2 separate regions of the Mus musculus genome follow, and region 1 is linked to region 2. The links are chromatin loops, found by intact Hi-C in ENCODE. Cell type or tissue: left cerebral cortex. All regions are shown on one strand. Links, peaks and the distances in the headings refer to the core of each region. The heading gives the core; the rest is flanking DNA.

What was found. Peaks named below come from ENCODE experiments on the same cell type or tissue, not always from the same donor. Only the 100,000 strongest peaks of a DNase experiment are listed, where the experiment ranks them.
Region 1: a loop joins it to region 2, with 6 times the contacts of the local background. A loop is called at or near these places in 6 of 42 quality-filtered maps.

Annotation. Positions count from the first base shown.
Region 1 is chr13:84,056,995-84,062,382 of GRCm38, forward strand. All of the region lies in intron 1 of Gm17750 (predicted gene, 17750), which reads right to left. Among named protein-coding and RNA genes, the nearest start is that of Gm17750, 5.1 kb to the right of the region's middle. RefSeq lists an enhancer at 1,237-4,080. In left cerebral cortex, for the core only: no CTCF peak of the experiment used is centred there; DNase peaks (open chromatin) are centred at 1,440, 2,177, 2,927, 3,036 and 5 more places; H3K4me3 peaks cover 700 bases; H3K27ac peaks cover 4,825 bases.
Region 2 is chr13:83,982,547-83,987,934 of GRCm38, forward strand. No RefSeq gene overlaps it. Among named protein-coding and RNA genes, the nearest start is that of Gm17750, 80 kb to the right of the region's middle. In left cerebral cortex, for the core only: no CTCF peak of the experiment used is centred there; DNase peaks (open chromatin) are centred at 2,230, 2,674 and 4,118; H3K4me3 peaks cover 789 bases; H3K27ac peaks cover 1,406 bases.

The DNA of each region.
Region 1 (5,388 bases), core at 254-5,253, 75 kb after region 2:
GTTGCACCACTAATGTGGAAGCTGAATTTTAATTACAAAATACCGTGAAGGGAATGCAGTAGGAACACGTAGCCCTTGAGTGTTAGCCAAATGACAGCAGGTTTAATAGCAGGAATGGCTATGCTTGGGATCCATATGCATGTTCAACTCACACATTGAGGCAACGCAATAAAGCAGAGAGAAAGCAGCTGATACACAAAAGGGACCGTCTAGACAGTGCCCCATCAGTCTGGCTAAATTTGGTGCTGGCATCCCCAATGGGATTGTAATATAATTGTTCTGGTGTCTGCGTTCATTCCCCTTGTCAAACACCATTCCAAAAACACATCCTTCTCCCCCCAATCTTTCTTCTTCCACAAACATGAAACCCAAACTATACAGTGCTGGAGAGGGCATGAGATGGTCCAGGCCCAGGAAAACATTACAATTCAGCAGAATTGCACTGTTTAATTTCCTTTTTAAAAAAAAAAAAATTTCCCTGTTAGATAACTCTGATGTAATTAATTTCACTGAATCTTAACAATTTAAAATTACAGAAAAAATTTAAATGCAAATATAAACAGCCTTAAAATACTGAGCATCATAGATGAAAGCAAACAGGCCTTCTATTCCTTTGTACTCATTAACCTCTGTTACAAAATTTAACAGAAATCAGAGCTGTGGAAGTATAGAAAAGGACATGGATCATAAATCCTAATGAGGAAAAGGCTAATGAAAACAGGGTTAAGCAAAAGCACAGAAAATATCAATTGTGTGGGGTTTTTTTCTGTCTTGAGTTTAAAGCCACTGTATTTTCTTTCTCTCTAGACAGCTCATGAAAGTTACATTTCTGTGAACTTGTGAAATGAATGATTTTATGTCTTTGGATTTTTAAAAGAGAAATCAGCAATCTACTTGCTCATAATAATTATTAATTTATATTTTAAAATATTCTAGTTTAAGAAATCAAGAAAAATGAAAATCATTACTTAAAGAATAAAATAAAATATACATCATTAAAATGAATAATGCATAGATTATTGATAGAAATGTTTATAATCTAAAAACTTCCAAAACACTGGAATTAAAACTGTCAGAACCCACCGCCCCCAATGAAAATGCAGATTTGAAAGTTGATAATAATCTAACTGCATGCAATTATTTTGTTATCTATGGACACTGTTGAGATGTTTACATTAATTAAGAAGCCCATTTTTATAGCCATTTTTTAATACCCAGAAAAATGAGATTGGGAAAGAAGCTGGGCTACTGAGTGGGTATGTATTCCTGAGAGTGTGTCTGGATTTGTTTTTCTGTTTGGGGGGCTTGAATAACCCGTCCCTGGTGCAATAAAGAGAGATTTGTCTCCCTGCTTTCTAGCACTTTGGTGATGCTAGAGTAGGGTGCCAAGTAAGTTAAGCAAGTCTCCCATCCGCATCAGGAACCACCTTAACCTAGAGAGCTATCAAGGAAAATACTTTGGGATCTAGATGCTGGCTTTGACCAACTGTAGGAGGCTAAGAGGCAAACAGACCCACCAAAGTCTGACAAAGGCAAGAAGTCCCTGAAGACACAAGGCAAAAAGACAGAGCAACAACCCCATAGAAAACTACACTTACAGCAGCTCAGAAATACACAAATACCGTTTAGAAATGGCCTAAAATTCTCACATGGGAACAAAAGGTTAACTATATGATTAAGAGATATATTGTTCTGTTTTTGATTTAAAAAAAAAAAAAGAAACACAATTTGTGACTTCATATTTTTTTCCTTTCATCTTATAAAATTCTCATTCTGAATTTGAGCATGGGTACGAGAAGTACGGTAATTAACAGAGTCAACAATACAATATTTTAACAGAATATCCACCTGCAGCTGGTTCTTTGCTTATAATTGTTTCATTATTCATTTTATTTCTTGAGCACGCACTGGTGGAAAGCAAAAGAAAGGCATACTGTAGGCCTCCCTGAGATGAAACACTGTAGCAAAAGCTGAGTTTTATACTTGGTTTTCAAACTATTGAATAATATCCTATGAGACCTCTTAGGTCTTAACTGGATTAAAATGAATATATTTGTGCTCCTGCTCTTCAGTTAACTAATGTGCATGTGAATTGACGCTGCGAGGGAGCCACACTGAGAGTAGATGCAGGGGACAGGACGAGTGTCGCTGTGCAAAGGAGTGAGCAGGCTGCCTTTGCCTCCGACAAAATGAAAATGAGCAGGCCTTGGGGTCTGGTGCATTTTGTCGGGGCCAGAAGAGCAGCTGAGCTGAGGGATGAAGGGGGAGGGGAAAGGGTGGTGGTAAAAGGGAGGTGGAGAACAGGGTGTGGGGTGTGTGTGTGTGTGTGTGTGTGTGTGTGTGTGATCACTCTGAGGTTTTAGTTATGACTGTGGTGCTTGCGGTTTTTGTTTAGTTGTCTCGCAGCATAAACAGCCTTGAGCTTCAGGTTCAGGGTGGAGTGCATGCAAAGGGAATGTCAACGTAGTTCTCTTTCTGTCCTTTCCCCGTGGTTGCTACTCAGAAAACTGTGGCTGGGAAGGAGTGGGATGGGGGGGAGGTGAAGTAAAGAGAAGGGGGTCTGTCTGCAGCTGCCCCTCTCACACTTGAATAAAAGAACTTTTTTTTTTCAGGGGTAGGGAAGCTGTGAATACCTTTCCCAATAAGAGATGAGGCATATTGAAAACTATATTAAATTACCCTGATTAACAATTTAGCCACGAACAGGGGAGCTTTGGGAGATCTCTATAGGCAGGACTGGGGGCTATTCATGCCAGCAGCTAAGAGGTCGAAAGGTTTCTGAAGTTCACAGGCTCAGAGCCTTTGTTATGCTAACAGACAATCTCAAATCAGCTGCCTAGTGGAGTGTGAAATATAAATGATTCCTTGAGAACTTCCAGTAAGTTGTCACTCTTGCTCTCCAAATACCAGGACAGGCTGCTAATTTCTAGCAGACCCTTTTGCAACATCGCTAGCCCTAAATGAATGCCTTTGTAGTTCAAATAATCTTTTCAAGGGAGCTGTCCTATCATCATAGCCCAAACGCATCTTGGTTTTGACTATTAAATGAAAATCAGAGTTCAGCCCTGCTTGACTTTTCCAAGCAGCCGATGTTTGGGAAGGGTAGAGGCAGCTCTCATGCACAAGAAGTTAGCACCCACTGCAGGAGGGCCAGGGCATTAATAACAGCTACAGCCATGACTACCCCAACTCCAACCCCCACCCCTACCCCTACCAGGAACAAAGCTCCTGGAGAGATTTACAGGGGGCTCCCCTCAGGCTGGACTACCTTCTTCTTTCAACCATACCAAGTCTTCTCTGATTTATGGACCCTCTGTCCAACAGGACAGCCAGCTGACCTGTTAGCATCTCACTGGTCACTTTGAAGCAGCAACCTTAGGGATGAATATATTCATTCTTTAGGGCAGATGAGGCCAAGAAGAAGAGGACAAGGTGTATGTCCAGGCTGTGCCCTTAGTATCAGAAGCTTGTGCATATTTTTTCCTTTTCCCATAAGTGTAAAAGCATGGCTTAAGGTCTTGGGTAGAATCTGTGAGCATGTCCAGAGAACTGTCTTAGCTCTTCACATCTGAATCTCAAAGCTTTGAAAATAAGGAAAAACACTACCAGTCCAAACCTCATATAAGTTCTGAGAGCAACAATGAGAATGTACTAAGGGAAGTATGGCCAAATCAAGCGATCTAGTAGAAAAGGGTAGGGCCAATTTAAAAAATAAAGAAATCACAGAAGAGAGGGCAGAGCAAAGGCTGAGAGGCACCCGTCTCCATGAGTCTGCACAGAGAAACAGCAGCAGGCAACCTGGCCCTTAACATTTGGGGAGAGGATTTCTGACTTCACGGTCCTCAACTTTTTGTTGAAACACTAAAAGGTCCATAACATCTCTGAATTCTCCAAATAGGGCAAGGCTGATTTCTGGGGCAAATAAAAAGTGTGTGGGGAGGGGGGGGGGGGAATCAGATGATTGTATCTCTGAATACATTCTCACAGTAAGTTCTTAAACATGAGGTAACATGTGAGCAATAAATTGAAGACGCTCTCAGAGTCTTAGAAAGAGATCTATCCATGCAAAGAGCTGAAGGCCGGCATGCTCCTCATCCTCTTCCAACTACAATTTCTAACTACTGTTGCTATAGCAACTTATGTAAACAAACACTTTTTTCTTTCTAAGGTAACTAGGACTTAGGACCATGCATTAAAACATAAATGACTGAACAATATGAATGGCTCGGTATCTCCCAACAGCTTAAATGTTATATAGCTATGCACTCAAATGTTATTTTTTACAAATAATCAGTATACAAAGTCAATCTGAAAAGAACTCTGAGATTTAACTCGGAGGCTTTAGTCAATATAGTGTAAGGTACTTTTCAATTATTATTATTGTTCAAATCCTTATTTCAATTTTTAAAATCTGCAGGTAATATTGTTTGGGAGAATTAGTTCAGATCACTAACATTAAAAAGTAAAAGTTCATAGTTTCTTCAGTCAAATGTTAGAATTGAACAATAGCTTGTTGCTGACCTGCTCAGACCCTTCTCAGAGGGACATAGAGCAAACTTGTCCCCCAATTTCAGATAGTAAAGTGATGAGCTCTGAATTTCTGAATTACAAAAGGCAGGCAGTATTGATCAAAAAGTTGAGTGGATGTGATACAATTGCTTAAACTCAAATATTATTCCCTTTCTACTTAAAAAGAAAGAAAGAAAGGAAGAAAAACCTAAGTCAATATTAAACTGTAGGATGTCTACCTGCTGCTGACACATGCAGGACATTCAAAGGAGAAGTGTTTGCCCTGTGCTTTCCAAATTCTTATGTCACCAATTGCACATGCCCTCTCTCCTTAACACTTCAAAACGGGGGAGGAAACGCTTTTGTGTTCAAACTGCAGAGAAAAGGTTTGTGAGTTGAGTGCCATGTATGCCAGCCATGTGTGCCAGCTCCACTCTGGGGAGCTACTGTTTCTCCCCTGCAGTGGTTTTTCTCTGTCCACGGCTTTTGCACATCTTAAACTCTGACCACTTGGAGAAAAGCAGTGGTTGAAATGAGAAGTTGGGAAAAATCGCATCAAACCTGTGTTTTACTGAAAAATGGGAAGGAAGAAAGCAGTGTGGGGCCACAGAGCCCCTGCAGTTCTCCATACACACAGAAAGAAACAGAAAATTTACAACGCTGCTCCTTTTCCTTCTGCTTAACTAAATACCTATGATCTGAGAGGAAGAGAATTCGTGTATTTAGAAGTTTCAAAGTTGCCATGTCACTGTGGTGAGGGTTTCTGAACGTGTGTGTTTGTGTGTACATATGTGAGAGTTATGTTTGGGGAGAAAAGGCAGACAGGGGAGGAGGCAGTGCAGACAACTTTACTGGCATATTAATCCTTTACAAAGCAGC
Region 2 (5,388 bases), core at 90-5,089:
CCCCAGATCTGCAGTTACCGGAGGTTGTGAGCTACACATCATGGGTACTGGGAACCAAACTCTGGTTCTTTACAGAGCAGTGTCTGTGCTAGGCCACAGAGGTACCACTCTAGACTGCAGAGCTACCTATCCAGCCTGAGTATGCTGTTCGTTTGTTTTGTTGTTTTTTTCTTAAAAACAAAACAAAACAAAACCAAAACAAAAAAAACAAAACCAAAAACAAAACCTCTGCTCTAAAAGGGCCAGCTCCCAAAGCATATGGGAATAGCACTGATGAGGAAATGATAGAAACAAGAAATACAGGCAGGGAACGTAAAGCCCTGGGTGCATTCCCAGGCTTGTGCCCATGGTGATGATTACATTAAGGATGAGAATTTAAAGCAATAAATAAATAAATAAATAAATAAATAATGATCCAGAGCTGAGAAGGCCTAATTGTATCTACCCAATTAAAGAGAGATAACATAGGTAAAGAAAAAAAATGGACAAAACACTATTGTTTAGTCATTATAGTAAATTAAAAACACTTATTAATAACACAATCATAGTATTGTGGAATATGAAGCATAGATTGCATTTTAAATTAGCTTGTGAGCTAGTCGCTGGTGTCCTACTTTATTTCAACCTTGATAAATTTACACACAGTCATTTTTTGATGAGCATCTGACAAAGTAAAAGGTTAGTATTTCATACCTAATCTTCATGTGGCCCAGAGAGTTATGTGCATATAAACGGCAGGTTGAAATACATATTTGCCATTGGTTTCATTTATTGTAGGCTTAACAATGGTGTTATAAGTGGAAAAGAGGGGAACTTTTATGGATTATTTGTAGAGCTTTCTGGTGGAAAAAAATCTCTTGATTAACTTTAACATAAAATTAATGACTAATTTAATTGATTTGCTGATATGATGTGATAAGAATTCTCAATATTTTGGAGGTCAGAGAAAAGAATTGAATATTGCTTTTTGAAAACAGTCTTTTTCTGGTGAGAGTGTGTAAAACTCCATCTCCTGTTGACAATTAGCGGCTGTACTCTCACTGACCTGATGTCATAGTTAACTTTGTAATCTATAATGTCTCAAGGTAGACGTTCACAATCACTGAGATTGTGTATTCCAAGGCTCTAACTTAATCCTATTCTCTTTCCATCCTCCGCATTCTGTATTTAATTTTAATCAATTAGAAAGAAAGCCTTTATATGACCTACTTTTAAAAGCTGCAATCTTCAGCCTGGCAATGAACTGAGTTACTTTTCTAGATGTTTATTTATTTAATTTTGCATGCTTTCTCATCAAACAGGCAATTAATACAAGCATCAGTAACAATTACAGGGGCTCAAACATGAGATCAAAATGGTCACGTACAAAGATCAGAAAAAAGACAGTCACAAGAAAGCACATTTAAGACATACCTGAAGAATGTATCATCAGCTTTAAAAGGTGTTTTACATTTTAACCATAGAGGACACGTATTATATCCTGGGTTCATAAGCAAAGTGGTGAAAAAGTAATCAAAAGTGTTTCTTTTGACTTGAAATTTCAATGGTAGTATGGTTATAAGTGCATTCTTTTAGAAATGTATGTTTAAAGGCTAGGAAATTCTTCTCCTTACACTACCTCCTCTCTCCACACCCACCCTCACCTTTGATGTGATTTTTCTATATCAACAATAAGTTGATATTATGTCTTAGTCATATGTATTTAACAAATTCAATCCTTCAAAACAGATTTATATCTGGGAAAATGGAATTGATTCTAGTTTGTTCTGACCCAACTTGACATTTCCTTCAAGTGTCTCTTTTTAAGTTATACTATTTACTAAATGACATCTCTGCTAACCTAAAGGAAAATATCTGTTCTTCAAATATTGTCATTGCCCAGCTTTAAAAAGATTTGATTGTACTATGTTAGGGAAACAGTGTCAGAATTCCCATCAAACTTTTCTCCCACTGTAATAACGGAATACAAAAATGAGCTTTGAGCGAGGAAATGACTAGAAAGCGCATTAATGCAATCAAGTCATTAGCAACAACTCTGTCCATATCTGTTAAATATTTTCAAACTATTCTAAAGAAACACACCCAGAAGGCAAACGAGCAGTGAATGGAAACAAGATGGTCAGCAGCATGCGTGGCTTGTGATTTGAATGGAAAGTAATTTATCGTGCCTGAAATAAAAGCTGTTTATTCTTGTGTTTCACTGTCTGTAACAATCTTTACCATTTATCTGTGAAAAAGTGAGAAACTGTACCGTTATTAGCATATGAATACTTGACACATCAAATTGGCTGTACAATAACAGAAGGGCATTTGCTATTGGTGTATGCACACAGACAAAGCAGCCATTTTGAAAAAAATTGAAATAGTGTGGGTTGGTTAACCCTTTCCTCTCCTTTAGTTTTCCTGATTTTGACCAGAACAGTCTGGCAGTTAAAATCAGATTTTTTTTATAACATATAAAAGTAATCAGGAGCCATTATGTATGTGACAATTATATTGATACAGTCACCGTACTTGAAAAATAGAAGCAGAACGATAATAAAGGGGTTTGTGCGAGCATGTGAACACGCATGCGCAGAGTGGGGGAGTCCTCGAGTCTGGCACTGTGTACAGGGCCCAGAAATGAAACAATGCAGACGTACAGTTTTATTTCATGGCAACAACATAGTGGTCTTTGGGTCAGATGTGTGAAACTATTTCTCAAAGAAGCTGCATACATAATTGAGGCCCTCTGAAGGGTTCCCTGTTGAAGTTGCCAGGCTGCATTCATTTCTGCAGCAGAGCCATTTGTTATCAAATTTAAATTAACTCTCTGTACACTGAACTCGAATTTTAGAGCCCCACTCCCTCACAATTGTAAAAATAGTTGAGAAGGTCAGAGACGTGTGTCTGGGGAGTAGAAACAGACAGTCCTGATAAGGGCCTCAGAGGTTCTCAGGTAGGCCTGTGCCCAGCAACTTTTAGAGATTCAGCTGAGAAAACCCCATTTGTGGTTGGTAGTAACCAGTCTGCATTTTGGCATGCAGTTTCATCTCAGATCCAAATTTGTTTTGAAATCTTTTCGACTTGGGTCTGTATTCCAAGTAACGCTTTGCTTTTGTCAGAGTTGTAAGCGTATTTCTCGTCTCTAATATTGCAGACTGATTTTCTATTCTGGAAGATTTAGAGAAAGATCATGAAAAGTAGCACAAACTTCACACAGTTTTAATCCAATAGGTTGCAATTTTAAGCTGTTAAATAATAATTTGCAAAATTATCTGAATTTATATATTATCTTAAACAGAGTTTATATCCATCAATATAATTTTGAGGGGTAAACAACAAACCTATATGTGTAAACTAAGCTGCCTTGAGACCTCCTGTGCCTGTGAAGGAGAAATGTGCATGATTTTCATAGATTTATCAACAAAATATTCCCCCATGGAAATCACTGGGCGTATAAAAATCTTTACTTTTGTCTCTTTCTAGGAGTTGGTAAATGCACTGGAAAACAGACTTTTATTCCTTTGAAACTTAATGCATGGAATTGCAGCCCAGCCTGAAAAAGTCTCTGTTTTCTCTGCCTTGAAATGCCCAGATAAAGGTTAAATCACTATCCCTTTATCACCATAAGACATTGATTTGCTATTATTAAATAATCCTATTTTCACTTCAATGAAATAATAACTTTTTTCCAGGAATGCATAGCAGAATTGGCATTGAAAGCAATAAAAAGGAAGTTAGTAGTTAGTGGCAGGGGTGGGGGTGGGGGATAAAACAAAACAAAAATCACAAGAAAAAAACAAGACTCTGAAACAACTTAACACTGTGACATGGAAAGTGATCCACCAAATATCCACTGAAATACCTATATAGAAACCAAAGGATTCTGCCCCACCATCTGTCTGAAGACCCTTGTGGAGTACCTGCTAGTTCATCACAAATAAGGAACTGGTTATCCAAACCACTGCATCTATTAACAATATAACACAGTAGGAAAGTAGGGAAGGTCAGAAATTATAGTGTTAAATGTCTTCAAAGTGTTAGACCCATGCAAAAGACTTCATGTCTAGCTTTCTTTTTTTCTGAGAATGCAAATTATTTTAAATCACAAACTATTTGCTTTGGTTCTCTGAAGCCATCAACACTGCAGGTTAATATGTTCTTCCAGATGGTTTTTTATTTCCTTCCAGGTAGAAGGGATGCACCTGGCTTGTGGACCATGACAACACTGCGACATACCAGAGCAGTAGTAGATGTTTTCTTTCATTTTTGTAACTGGTGTAATGAAATTAAAAGGAAGAAGTTAAAATGTATTAAGTATGGGCATCTATTCAAAGGGTAAACTGTAAATCCTACAGAAACCTAAGAGAGTTGCTTGTAGTGAGGCATTCTAGCTATTTCGAAGCTTTGTCTAAATCTATAAACTGACTATAAATAGTTCTGAATGTTAGAAAAAAGGAGGAGAGATGAAACTTGGTAAATTCTCACGCATTTTTGTACTGTAATTACTCATTAAACATACTAGCTTCATATTAGATATTTATATTAAGTTCTTTACTTTTCAAAAGGCATACCTTATTTTTCATTAATAAAGCCCTTTTAAAATAAAACATATATTTCAGTTTATTAATCTTTGCATATCGATATTTAGAAGACATGCATGACCAGCAATTTGTCTCATTGATGTTTTATTTAAATAATTAAATGTACAGAACAAAAACTTTTGAATAAAATATTATACAGAAATTCATTTTTGCTAAAATGTATTTTTATTATTATAAAGAATCATTTTAGAGTTCACAACTATTTAAATAGATCTAAGAACTATATAAAAAGTTATGATTTTTTTCCCTCTTTGATGGATAGAATTATTTCCTGGCTCTAGCAAGAATATGTTGCATTTGAGGTTCTATATTGAAAATTTTCAAAATGTACTAAACATCCTAGATCTGACTTTAACATTAAAACTCAAATGGTTTGTTTCATTAGATAAACTTGTCATTTATCGTATGAATAAGCTTCAGGATGATTAGAAGTTCAAGCATCTGAAGGACATAGATCATCTAATTTGTGCTTGAATTTTCTGCATTGTAGGAAAACTGCTATGATATGACTGGGAATTTTCTCATCAACATTTACCGCAAAGGGAGCATGCTTGAAAAGTACAATGAAAAATAATTCTCGCCCTCTTTCTCCTCTTTTTTTTTATTGCTCCCACATTTTCCTTCCTTCTCAATCTCCAATCCTGCTTGCATCTCCATTCTGCATCTCGTGTGTTAAGCCAATCAACTCACGTGCAGTACGCTGTGGAGAAACTGCGGCACACATATGGTCGTGGACTGGTTTGGTAAACATATGTCTTTGCAGGCATTGGACAGCATGCCGGGAATGAGCTATTCCATTTTG